Regions from separate parts of the Homo sapiens genome. Here region 1 is linked to region 2. Evidence: chromatin loops called from intact Hi-C (ENCODE). Cell type or tissue: heart right ventricle. All regions are shown on one strand. Each heading gives the region's core, and the rest is flanking DNA. Links, peaks and the distances in the headings are about the cores only. Region 1 has its middle 6.8 kb from the start of CAPZB. Region 2 has its middle 14 kb from the start of MICOS10-DT.

Region 1 (5,329 bases), core at 1-5,000, 91 kb before region 2:
ACCGCGCCAGGCCCCTCCTACTGGAGATTTAAATGGAGATGTCAGGTGGGCGTGGTGGCTCACACCTGTAATTCTAGCACTTTGGGGAGACAAGTGGATCACCTGAGGTCAGGAGTTCAAAACCAGCCTGGCCAACATGGTGAAACCCTGTCTCTACTAAAAATACCAAAATTAGGTGGGCATGGTGGCACATGCCTGTAATCCCAGCTACTCAGGAGGCTGAGCCAGGAGAATCACTTGAACCCAGAGGTGGAGGATGCAGTGAGCAGAGATTGCACCACTGCACTCCAGGCTGGGTAACAGAGTGATACTCCATCTCAAAAAATAAAAATAAAAATAAATAAATGGAGATATCAAATAAGTAATTAGATATGGAAGTTTGGAGTTGGGGGAAGAAGTTAGAGCTGTGATAAACTTATGAGAACTGTCAGCTAGTAAATGGCATGTAAAGATACTTGAAAGCACAGACATCTTGGTGAACTCACTTTGTGGGTGAATGTAGAGAGAAGAGGTCATGAAGATAAAGAGGAACCAGCAGAAAGACTGAGAAGGAATGACCCGCGAGGCAGGAACAGGACCAAGAAAAGGTGGTGTCCTTCTTGGATACCAAGGGATGGAGGCCAAGCCTGAAGGAAAGTTCATTCACTGGACAGGTCACTCCACAGATTGGCTGCCCACTGCTCAGATCCTGCCCCTAGATCCATCAGCTATTGCTATGAGCATGGAGACACATGGCATTAAACATGGTCATCTACAAGGGGTTGTGAATTGGTATGCAGGCACTATAAATTTTGTTTATTTTAAAATTTTTTGGCCAAGCATGGTAGCTCACGCCTGTAATCCCAGCACTTTGGAAGCCTAGGTGGGAGTATTGCTTAAACCCAGGAGTTCGAGACCTCACTGACAAAGTGAGACCCCGTCTCTATAAAAAAGTCAAATAATTAGGCATGGTGGCACATGCCACTGGTCCCAGCTACACAGGAGGCTGAGGCAGGAAGATTCCTTCAGCCCAGGAGATTAAGGCTGCAGTGAGCCATGATTGCACCACTGCATTCCAACCTGCACAACAGAGTGAGACCCTCGTATCCAAATAAATAAATAAATAAATAAATAAATAAATAAATAAATAATAACTTTATAATTTAAATAGGGACGGGATCTCACCATGTTGGTCAGACTGATCTTGAACTCCTGGGCCCAAGTGATTCTCCTGCCTTGGCCTCCCAAAGTGTTGGGATATCAGGTGTGAGCCACAACATCCAGGCCATAAATATCTTTAGCAATGTTTCTCGTCTCATCCTCTTTTAAAGACCCTAACCCCCTTGAAGTTCATACTGTGATATTTTTCCACCTGCCACACCCTTTTTTTTTTTTTTTTAGCTTTCATGAACTTACCTCCATCTCCCCTTCTACACTTTCTTTAGGACTTCAGCATCCATAAGCATAATCCACCAGAAATCTTACTGACTTCTCCCTGATTTCTTCCCTACCAATCAGTTTCCTTTGCCTCTCTCCAGGTCCCACTCCTGTGGTCTTACCCTGGCCTGTTCTCGCCTTTAACTGCACTATCTCAGAAATCACAATCACACTGGCCAGGCATGGTGGCTCATACCTATAATCCTAACACTTTGGGAGGCTAAGCCCAGGATTTTGAGACCAGCATGGGCAACATGGCAAGACCCCATTTCTATAAAGATTTTTTTTTTTAATTAGCCAGGCATGGTGTCATGTACCTGTGGTCCCAGCTACTTGGAAGGCTGAGGTGGGAGAACCTCTTGAGCCCAGGAGGTTGAGGCTGCAGTAAGCTGTGTTTGTGCCACTGCACTCCAGCCTGGGCAACAGAGTGAGACCCAGTCTCCAAAAAAGAAAAGAAATCACAGTCACAAAGATCTCAAATCTGAGTCTAACCCGCTTACCATAGTATCACCACAAAAGCATTTCCTCAACCTCATTATTTCTTCAACCTCATCAAGACCTGCAAACCTTTGTCCCTGCCAGATTTTCACAATTACCTTCCCCTTCATGCTCACATCCCACCTGACCCAGCTTAGTAATGAGTATGATACTAACTCCCTTACAAAAGCCCAGAACCCTTTTACCTCCACCTTTTTTCATCAGAACATCTGAACATTGGCTGGGCAAGGTGGCTCATGTCTGTAATCCCAGCGCTTTGGGAGGCTGAGATGGGCAGATCACTTGAGGCCAAGAGTTTGAGACCAGCCTGGCCAATATGGGGAAACACTATCTTTACTAAACATACAAAATCATCCAGGCATGGTGGTGGGCGCCTGTAATCTCAGCTACTCAGGAAGCTGAGACAGGAGAATCGCTTGAACCCGGGAGGCAGAGGTTGCAGTGAGCCAATATCACGCCACTGCACTCCAGCCGGGGTGACATAGTGAAACTCCGTCTCAAAAAACAAAACAACAACAACAACAAAACCATCTGAACATTGCTGGAAAGTTGAAAGTGATTGCTCTTCCTTTAAGGTGAGGTCCACAAATTTCAAACGAGCCCTCAAGCCTGCCTAGCAATTCTACTGTATTACTCCACTGTAGCCCCCTGCTCACACTCTTAAATGGTGATTTTTCATCCTTCTTCCTCCTCAAGCTTCCTTTGTCCCCTTTGCATCCTTCTCTCTAAGCAGATGGCCTTGCCTCACACTTCACAGAAATAATGGAACCAGACAGGAGCTTATCATCTACCAACATCTCTGCACCTTCCCCGCAATCTTTGACTCCCCAGATTTTACAATAAATGAAGCGTTTTTGTTCCTATCAGAGTCACCCCTCCACTTGTTCTCTGGATCCTTCCTTCCTTAGTCACCAGTTTCTCCCTTGGTACTGGATCATTCCTATCTGCTTCAGAAAACATGCTCTAATAGCTCCTATCATAAAAAAAAAAAAGTTTTAAGAACCACCACTCAAAACTCCTGGATCCTGCGTCTCCCTGTAGCCACTTCCCCCATTTTTCTGCTCTCATTCACACCAAAACCTTGTAAATTCTTTGCAGTTGTTGATTCCACACCTGCTCCATTTTCTCCTCCAGTCAGTCTGATCAGGCCTCTGCCCCCACCTGCCCAGGAAGAGACATTGCTCTCCTCAAGCTGACCTGGGAACTCGATGTTGCAGAAGCCAGTGCTCACTTTGGGGACTCATCTTACTCCTGGCTTCTCCTCCTTCATGTACCTCTCTTGGCTTGCCTGAGATCAGTAAGGCTACCACATCCCAGCACATAGCATGGCAGTTACACATAGTAGGGGCCCATAAGCATTTCCTGATTGGAGGCAAGGTGGAAAGGAAGCCTTCTCCTGGTGCTCAAGTTTCCCCTGAGTTTCCTTTGATGGTTCTTCCTTTCCTGAAGGCTTAGTTCTGGGACCCTTGTTCTTCTGCATCTGAGTCCTCTTTTGGTCATTATGGACCTAGGTGTTCACCTAGAACATAATCAGTGCTCAATGAAGGTATGTGAATGAAGATAATAGTATCAACAGGATAAGATTATTGTGTGAATAAACAAAGAATGAATAATACAGCTACTTTTTCATGAGTACTTGCTATGTGCTAAGCACTTTTTGTGTATTATAGACTCCTCCCAACCATCCTTTGAGTTAGGAACTTTTTTTTTTTTTTTTTTTTTTTTTGGAGACAGGGTCTCAGGTTGGAATGCAATGGCACAATCTCGACTTACTGCAACCTCCGCCTCCCAGGCTCAAGCAATCCTCCCAACTCAGCCACCTATGTAGCTGGTACCACAGGTGTGAGCCACCACTGCTGGCTAATTTTTATATTTTTTGTAGAGACAGATTTTTGCCATGTTGCCCAGGCTGCTCTCAAACTCCTGGGCTCAAGCGATCCCCCCACCTCAGCCTCCCAAAGTGCTGGGATTATAGGTGTGAGCCACCATGCCTGGCCAGAACTTTTATTATTACCAATTTATAGAAGAAGTTGGGTCTTAGATGAAATGACTTGCCTAAAGTCACACATAATACGTGGATGGATTTATTCTCACTTTGGTCTTCCTGACTCAAAATCTGTTCTCAGAATCACCAGATTGAGATCATAGGTAGGAAAGGGCTTTGTAAGCTGCAAAAGGCAGTGCTACCACATCCCGGCACATAGAATGGCAATTACACATAGTAGGTGCCCATAAGCATTTTCTGAATTGAGGCAAGGTGGAAGGGAAGCCCCAAGCCATATAATACCATCACCTGAGGAAGGAAGCAGCAACCTTGAGGTCCTTGAAAGACAGCCTTCTACCCTATGCCAAATCAGCTCATACAGGACCCATTAAAGCAGACATTGCCCAGAAGTTGCCCAACATCTGTCTTTCCTTCTTCAATTACATCTATTAATTGGGTTAATAAATGCACAGTTATCCCAGGAGCTGGGGATTGCCTAGCTCCTAAATTACCTCCCGTCTAACAGGTCTGGGCCTGTTTCCTAAGTTGGGCATCTTCTCAAGTTACTAACACGGTTTTAGGTGTTTTACCGTGTCTTTAGAAATGCCTGAGAACCCTTAGAATAAGCCAGATTTTAACCCCTCAATACACTGAATTCTACAGCTAGCCGTATTGCCTGAACATCCTAACTCCATATACTGAAGTTTCAATGGGATTCAATTTAAGAATCTTTGTTACCGGCCGGGCATGGTGGCTCATGCCTATAATCCCAGAACTTTGGAAGGCTGAGGTGGGCGGATCACCTGAGGTCATGAGTTCGAGACCAGCCTGGCCAACATGGTGAAACCCCATCTCTACTAAAATACTTAAACTAGCTGAGCGTAGTGGTGTGCACCTGTAATCTCAGCTACTCAGGAGGTCGAGGCATGAGAATTGCTTGAACCTGTGAGGCAGAGGTTTCAGTGAGCTGAGATCACGCCACTGCACTCCAGCCTGGGTGACCACAGAGACTCTGTCTCAAAAAAAAAAAAAAGAATCTTTGTTACCAAGAGTTCCAAGAGGGAGGGAACACCACATGGCAAGGCCATCTGCACCATCATTCAGTTGGCTTCGAGGTCACTGCTGGGGTACCTCCCAGGTATGAATACCGTCTCTTTCCTACAACTTAACCCTGTCTCATTTTCAGACATTTAGTTTGGGTGGGGTTCAGCCCACCCCCAGCTCTAGAAGAGAGGATTCTGATTGACCAAAGTCAAAGTATAGCCTTGGCCATGCTAATTGGTTTGCAGATCAGCCCCTGACCTAATTTGGGCCAGGGTGCTTTCTGCGGAACAGTAATCAAAATGAACTCGGCCTGAAGAGGGGCAGTTCACCAAGTAAGTTTGGGAAATCCTGTAAACAATATTCCCTCTTGGGGATTTTATTTTCTCA
Region 2 (5,377 bases), core at 246-5,245:
TGAGACAGAGTTTTGCTCTTGTTTCTCAGGCTGGAGTGCAATGGCGCAATCTTGTCTCACCGCAATCTCTGCCTCCTGGGTTCCAGCGATTCTCCTGTCTCAGCCTCCCGAGTAGCTGGAATTACAGGGATGTGCCACCACACCTGTCTAATTTTTGTATTTTTAGTAGAGATGGGGTTTCACCATATTGGCCAGGCTGGTCTTGAACTCCTGACCTCAGGTGATCCATTTGCCTCAGCTTCCCAATGTGCTGGAATTACAGGCGTGAGCCACCATGCCCGGCCTCAGGGCTCTTCTTTGAGTAAACAGTCAAGGGAGAGTCCAGGCTTGGGGCAGCAGAGAGGATTGAGGGAAGATGGGGTAGCATATAAACTGGGTCTAACAGGCATCTCCAAACTTAACCTACCTAAAATTGAACTGATTCCAACCCCTCCCATCCAAACTTTTTTCTCCTAGTTTTTCCCATCTCAGTGTCAACTCCATCTTTCCATTGTCTCACACCAAAAACCTTAAAATCATCCTTAACTCCTCTTTCTTTATTCTTAAACCTCACATCCAATGTATCAGCAAATCCCATCAGCTCTACCTTCAAAGTATATCCAGAAGCCAGCCTCTCCTCACCATCTCCTTTCCCATCATTCTTGGATCATTATAAGGGTCTTCTATTTGGCTCTCTTGCCTTTGCCCCCAACATTCTATTCTCAATGCCATGGTCAGAGCGGTTCTTGTAAAAAAAAAAAATAAGAGAGATGGTGTTACTCCCCCTCCTGAAACACTCTAGGGCCTTCCCCTCTCACTCAGAGTTAAACCAAAGTCTTTGGCATGGCCTACAAGGCCCTACACTATCTGAGTCCATCACACCTCTAACTTTATCTCCTGCTGGCGCACTCTGTCCATCCACTGTGCCTCTAAAGGGCCAAACAGCCTCCCACCCAAGGGCCATTGCACTTGTTCCTCTCTGTGCCTGCAAGACTGTCTCTCCAGTTAGCTACAAGGCTTGCTTCCTTAATCCTTCTGAGCGCTTAACCTCTATGCTTCAATGCTTTTTTTTTTTTTTTTGAGACAGAGTCTTGCTCTGTTGCCCAGGCTGGAATGCAATGGTGCAATCTCGGCTCAATGCAACCTCTGCCTCCCGGGCTCAAGCGATTCTCCTGCCTTAGTCTCCAGAGTAGCTGGGGCTACAGGTGCACGCCATCATGCCTGGCTGCTTTTTTGTATTTTTAGTAGAGACGGGGCTTCATCATGTTAGCCAGGCTGGTCTCAATCTCCTGACCTCAAGTGATCTGCCCACCTTCATCTCCCAAAGTGCTGGGATTACAGGCATGAGCCATCATAACCAGCCCTCCACTGCTTCTTTTCAGTCAGAAAAGGCTCAATGGCGGAAGAAGAAACTGAAGGATGGGAAAGAGAATGAAAACAGGAAGGAAGGAGTAACCTCTTCAAGAGCTTTTTGGAAAGCCCAAAGCTTTCCAGAAACAGTTTCGCCAAGATGGAGACTTTATGAGTGGGAGAGTAACAAAAGAGATAAGAAGAAAGTGAAACCATTCTTAAAAGTGCCGGGCGCGGTGGCTCATGCCTGTAATCCCAGTGCTTTGGGAGGCTGAGGCAGGTGGATCACCTGGGGTCAGGAGTTCGAGATCAGCCTGACCAACATGGAGAAACTCCGTCTCTACTAAAAATACAAAATTAGTTGGGCACAGTGGCACATGTCTGTAATCCCAGCTACTCGGGAGGCTGAGGCAAGAGAATTGCTTGAACCAGGGAGGCAGAGGTTGCGGTGAGCCGAGATCGTGCCACTGCACTCCAGCCTGGGCAACAAGAGCAAAACTCCACCTCAAAAGAAAAAAAATGTTGAAGAGCTAGGGTGTTTATTCTATGGGTATGGGTTATCCAACTGAGAATCAAAGTTAGTTCACTCAAATTTCCACTGAAAAAATGTCTTCCAACCAGGACCTCTGGATCAATGGTAGTCCTGGTGGTCTAAACATGTTCTTGAAAGAAGCAAGAGAAATCAAGATTGACGAAGGAGCAACAAAGCTTGGAAAGATATTTGTCTCTGGGAAGAATCTTCCAGGCCCTTTCAGGAAGTTGAAGGGAGAAGGTGGTCTTTCTCAGAGCCACTGCTTGAGCGCTTATGCATCCCATGGTGTGGTAACTGGGGTTGAAAATGGGATCTCAAAACCAACCCAACAGGAAGGGCAGGGGAAGGTCTGAGTTGTCTTTTGGTGCCCTTGGGTCAGGTCTACCTGGCTCAACCTCTCCAAGCTCTTGATAACCAGTATTACAAGGTCAAGGAGGTCGGTGAATGTGGGCGCCACTGCCCTCTGCTGGAGGGACTGGCATCCTCCCAAGACCTGTATTTGGCTCCTGGTCAATGTGTCTTTACCTTTGTACCTGCGTCCCTTTGAGAAGCTGAAGAAAGCTATGGAGTCAAAGCAAAAACAATATGCGCTCATGTATAAGATTTGTGTGGAGTTTCAGGGATTCACAGACAGACCCTCTGAAACCCATCCATCCACCTCCCAGGTAAAGGTGTGGCTTTAGAAGCAGATAGACCTAAGTGCCACTTCAGAACTGAGATACCTACCCTTCCTCTGTAAGACAGAAAAAAATCAAGAAGAGGCTACCCAACCTATTTCTTGCCAAGAATGCCCTTCCTCCTACTTGAACCCCATGTTTAGAAATATTTTCTATACCTGTAGCCTCAGCAGTTTGGGAGGCTGAGGTGGGATGATCACTAGGGCTTAGGAATTCGAGACCAGCCTGGGCAACAAAGCGAAACCCTGTCCCTATAAAAAAAAATACAAAAATTAGCCACATATGGGGTGTGCACCTGTAGTCCCCGCTACTCAGGAGCCTGAGGTGGGAGGATCCCTTAAGCCCAGGAAGTTGAGGCTACAGTGAGCTGAGAATGTGCTACTGCACTCCAGCCTGGGAGACAGAGTGAGACTCTGTCCCAAATATACATATATATATTTTATGGAGTGCAGTGGTGCAATCTTGGCTCACTGCAACCTCTGCCTCCTAGATTCAAGTGATTCTCCGGCCTCAGCCACCCAAGTTAGCTGGGATTGCAGGCACGTGCCACCACACCTGGCTAATTTTTGTATTTTTAATAGAGATGGGGTTTCACCACCTTGGCCAGGCTGGTCTCAAACTCCTGACCTCAAGTGACCCGCCTGCCTTGGCCTCCCAAAGTGCTGGGATTACAGGTGTGAGCCACTGTGCCTGGCCGCTCTAATTTTTGTTTATTTATTTTATGTATTTATGTATGTATTTATTTATTTTTAGAGACGGAATCTTGCTGTGTTGCTGAGGCTGGAGCGCAGTAGTTATTCACAGATGGGATCGAAGTTCCCTACAGCCTAAAACTCCTGGGCTCAAGCAATCCTCCTGTCTCTCAGTTTCCTGAGTAGCTAGGACTACAGACACATGCCACTGTGCTGGCTTTCTAATTTGTTGTTGTTGTTGTTGAGACAGTGTCTTGGTCTATCACCCAGGCTGAAGTGCAGTGGTGCCATCATAGCTCACTGCAGCTTCCACCTCCTAGGCTCAAGCAATCCTCCCACCTCAGCCTCCTGCATAACTGGGACCACAGGCACGTGCCACCACTCCCAGCTAATACTTTTTATTTTTTGTAGGGACAGGGTTTCTCATGTTGCCCAGGCTGGTCTTGGATTCCTGGGCTCAAGCAATCTGCCCACCTTAGCCTGTCAAAGTGCTGGGATTACAGGCATGAGCCACCGAGCCCAACCTCTAATTTTTTTTTTTTTTTTTAATGCGAGTCTTGTACTTTTAGCCAGGCTGGAGTGCAGTGGCACGATCTCAGCTCACTGCAACCTCCGCCTCCCAAGTTCAAGCAGTTCTCCTGCCTCAGCCTCCCAAGTAGCTGGTATTACAGGCATGCACGACCATGCCCGGCTAATATTTTTATTTTTAGTAGAGATGAGGTTTCACCATGTTGGCCAGGCTGGTCTGGAACTCCCGACCTCAAGTGATCCACCCACCTTGGCTTCCCAAAGTGCTGGGATACAAGCGTGAGTCACCAAGCAGAGCCTCTAATTTTTAATTAACCAAACAGAACCAGGCAAGCAATAGCCAGTTACTCCATCAAGGCTGAGTTCATATAATCCAGGTAAAAATCAAAGCTAACTTGACTGCAGTGGCTCATGCCTGTAATCTCAGCACTTTGGGAGGCTGAGGTGGGAGGATCCCTTGAGCCCAGGAGTTTGACACCAGCCTGGGCAACATGGAGAAACCCTGTCTCTACAAAAAATACAAAAATTAGCCAGGTATGATGGCACGTACCTGTAGTTCCAGCTACTTGAGGGGTTGAGGCAGGAGGATCATCTGAGCCTGGGAGGTCAGGGCTGCGGTGAGCTGTGATTGTGCCACTGCACTCCAGCCTGGGCAACACAGTGAGACCATCTTTAAAAAAAAAAAAAAGCCTAGGATTGCTCTGTTGTAGACACATATACAGGGTTTGGGCTGGACTTTGAAGTATTCATACTCAAGCTTTAATGTTGTTTGTTTGTTTGTTTGTGCAGTGGCACCATTTCAGCTCACTTCAACCTCTGCCTCCTGGGCTGAAGCGATCCTCCCACAGCCTCCCAAGTAGTTGAGAGTACAGGTGCACACCACCATGCCTGGCTAATTTTTGTGCTTTTTTGTAGAGATGGGGTTTTGTCATCTTGCTCAGGCTGATCTGGAACTCGTGAACTCAAGCAATCCTCCTGCCTCGGCCTCCCAAAGTGCTGGGATTACAGGCGTGAGCCACTGCACCTGGCCTCAAGGTATAATGTTTAAACTTTCACTGACTCACTCTAAAGCTCACATACTTAAATCTAAACTAATTCAGTGATGCTATTTGCGTCAAACTCATGCTGTCTCACAAATCTATTTATGTGCACCTTTAAATGTGGGAAATGAGAAATTCCACCTTCAAACACACCTTTCCAAGCATTTCCTCAGCTCAAACTCTCTCTAAGGTTAATTTAAACACATACTGTACATGAGGCCACATTTAAACCCACTTTGGTTCTAACTCAAGCTTGTGTCCTACACTGAGACCTTCTGGCCTCAAGGGTAGGGCCATGTGAGAACATAGAACATCAGTTGAAGCTGGGCACAATGGCTCATGCCTGTAATCCCAGCACTTTGGGAGGCCGAGATGGGTGGATCTCTTGAGGTCAGGAGTTTAAGACCAGCCTGACCAACATGGAGAAACCCCATCTCTACTAAAAATACAAAAATTAGCCGGCTGTGGTGGTGTGCACCTGTAATCCCAGCGACTTGGGAGGCTGAGGCAGGAGAACTGCTTGAACCCAGGAAGCGGAGGTTGCAGTGAGCTGAGATCACACCACTACACTCCAGCCTG

The links. Hi-C counts contacts between places; a loop is a spot of excess contacts. Peaks named below come from ENCODE experiments on the same cell type or tissue, not always from the same donor. Only the 100,000 strongest peaks of a DNase experiment are listed, where the experiment ranks them.
Region 1: it touches region 2 in a loop (2.7-fold over the local background); 63 of 110 quality-filtered maps call a loop at or near these places.

The regions. Positions count from the first base shown.
Region 1 is chr1:19,489,676-19,495,004 of GRCh38, forward strand. It overlaps a transcript of LOC105376819 not described here. Among named protein-coding and RNA genes, the nearest start is that of CAPZB, 6.8 kb to the left of the region's middle. In heart right ventricle, for the core only: no CTCF peak of the experiment used is centred there; no DNase peak of the experiment used is centred there; H3K27ac peaks cover 1,201 bases.
Region 2 is chr1:19,580,110-19,585,486 of GRCh38, forward strand. No RefSeq gene overlaps it. Among named protein-coding and RNA genes, the nearest start is that of MICOS10-DT, 14 kb to the right of the region's middle. In heart right ventricle, for the core only: CTCF peaks have their summits at 2,321 (motif pointing left) and 2,540; a DNase peak (open chromatin) is centred at 2,322.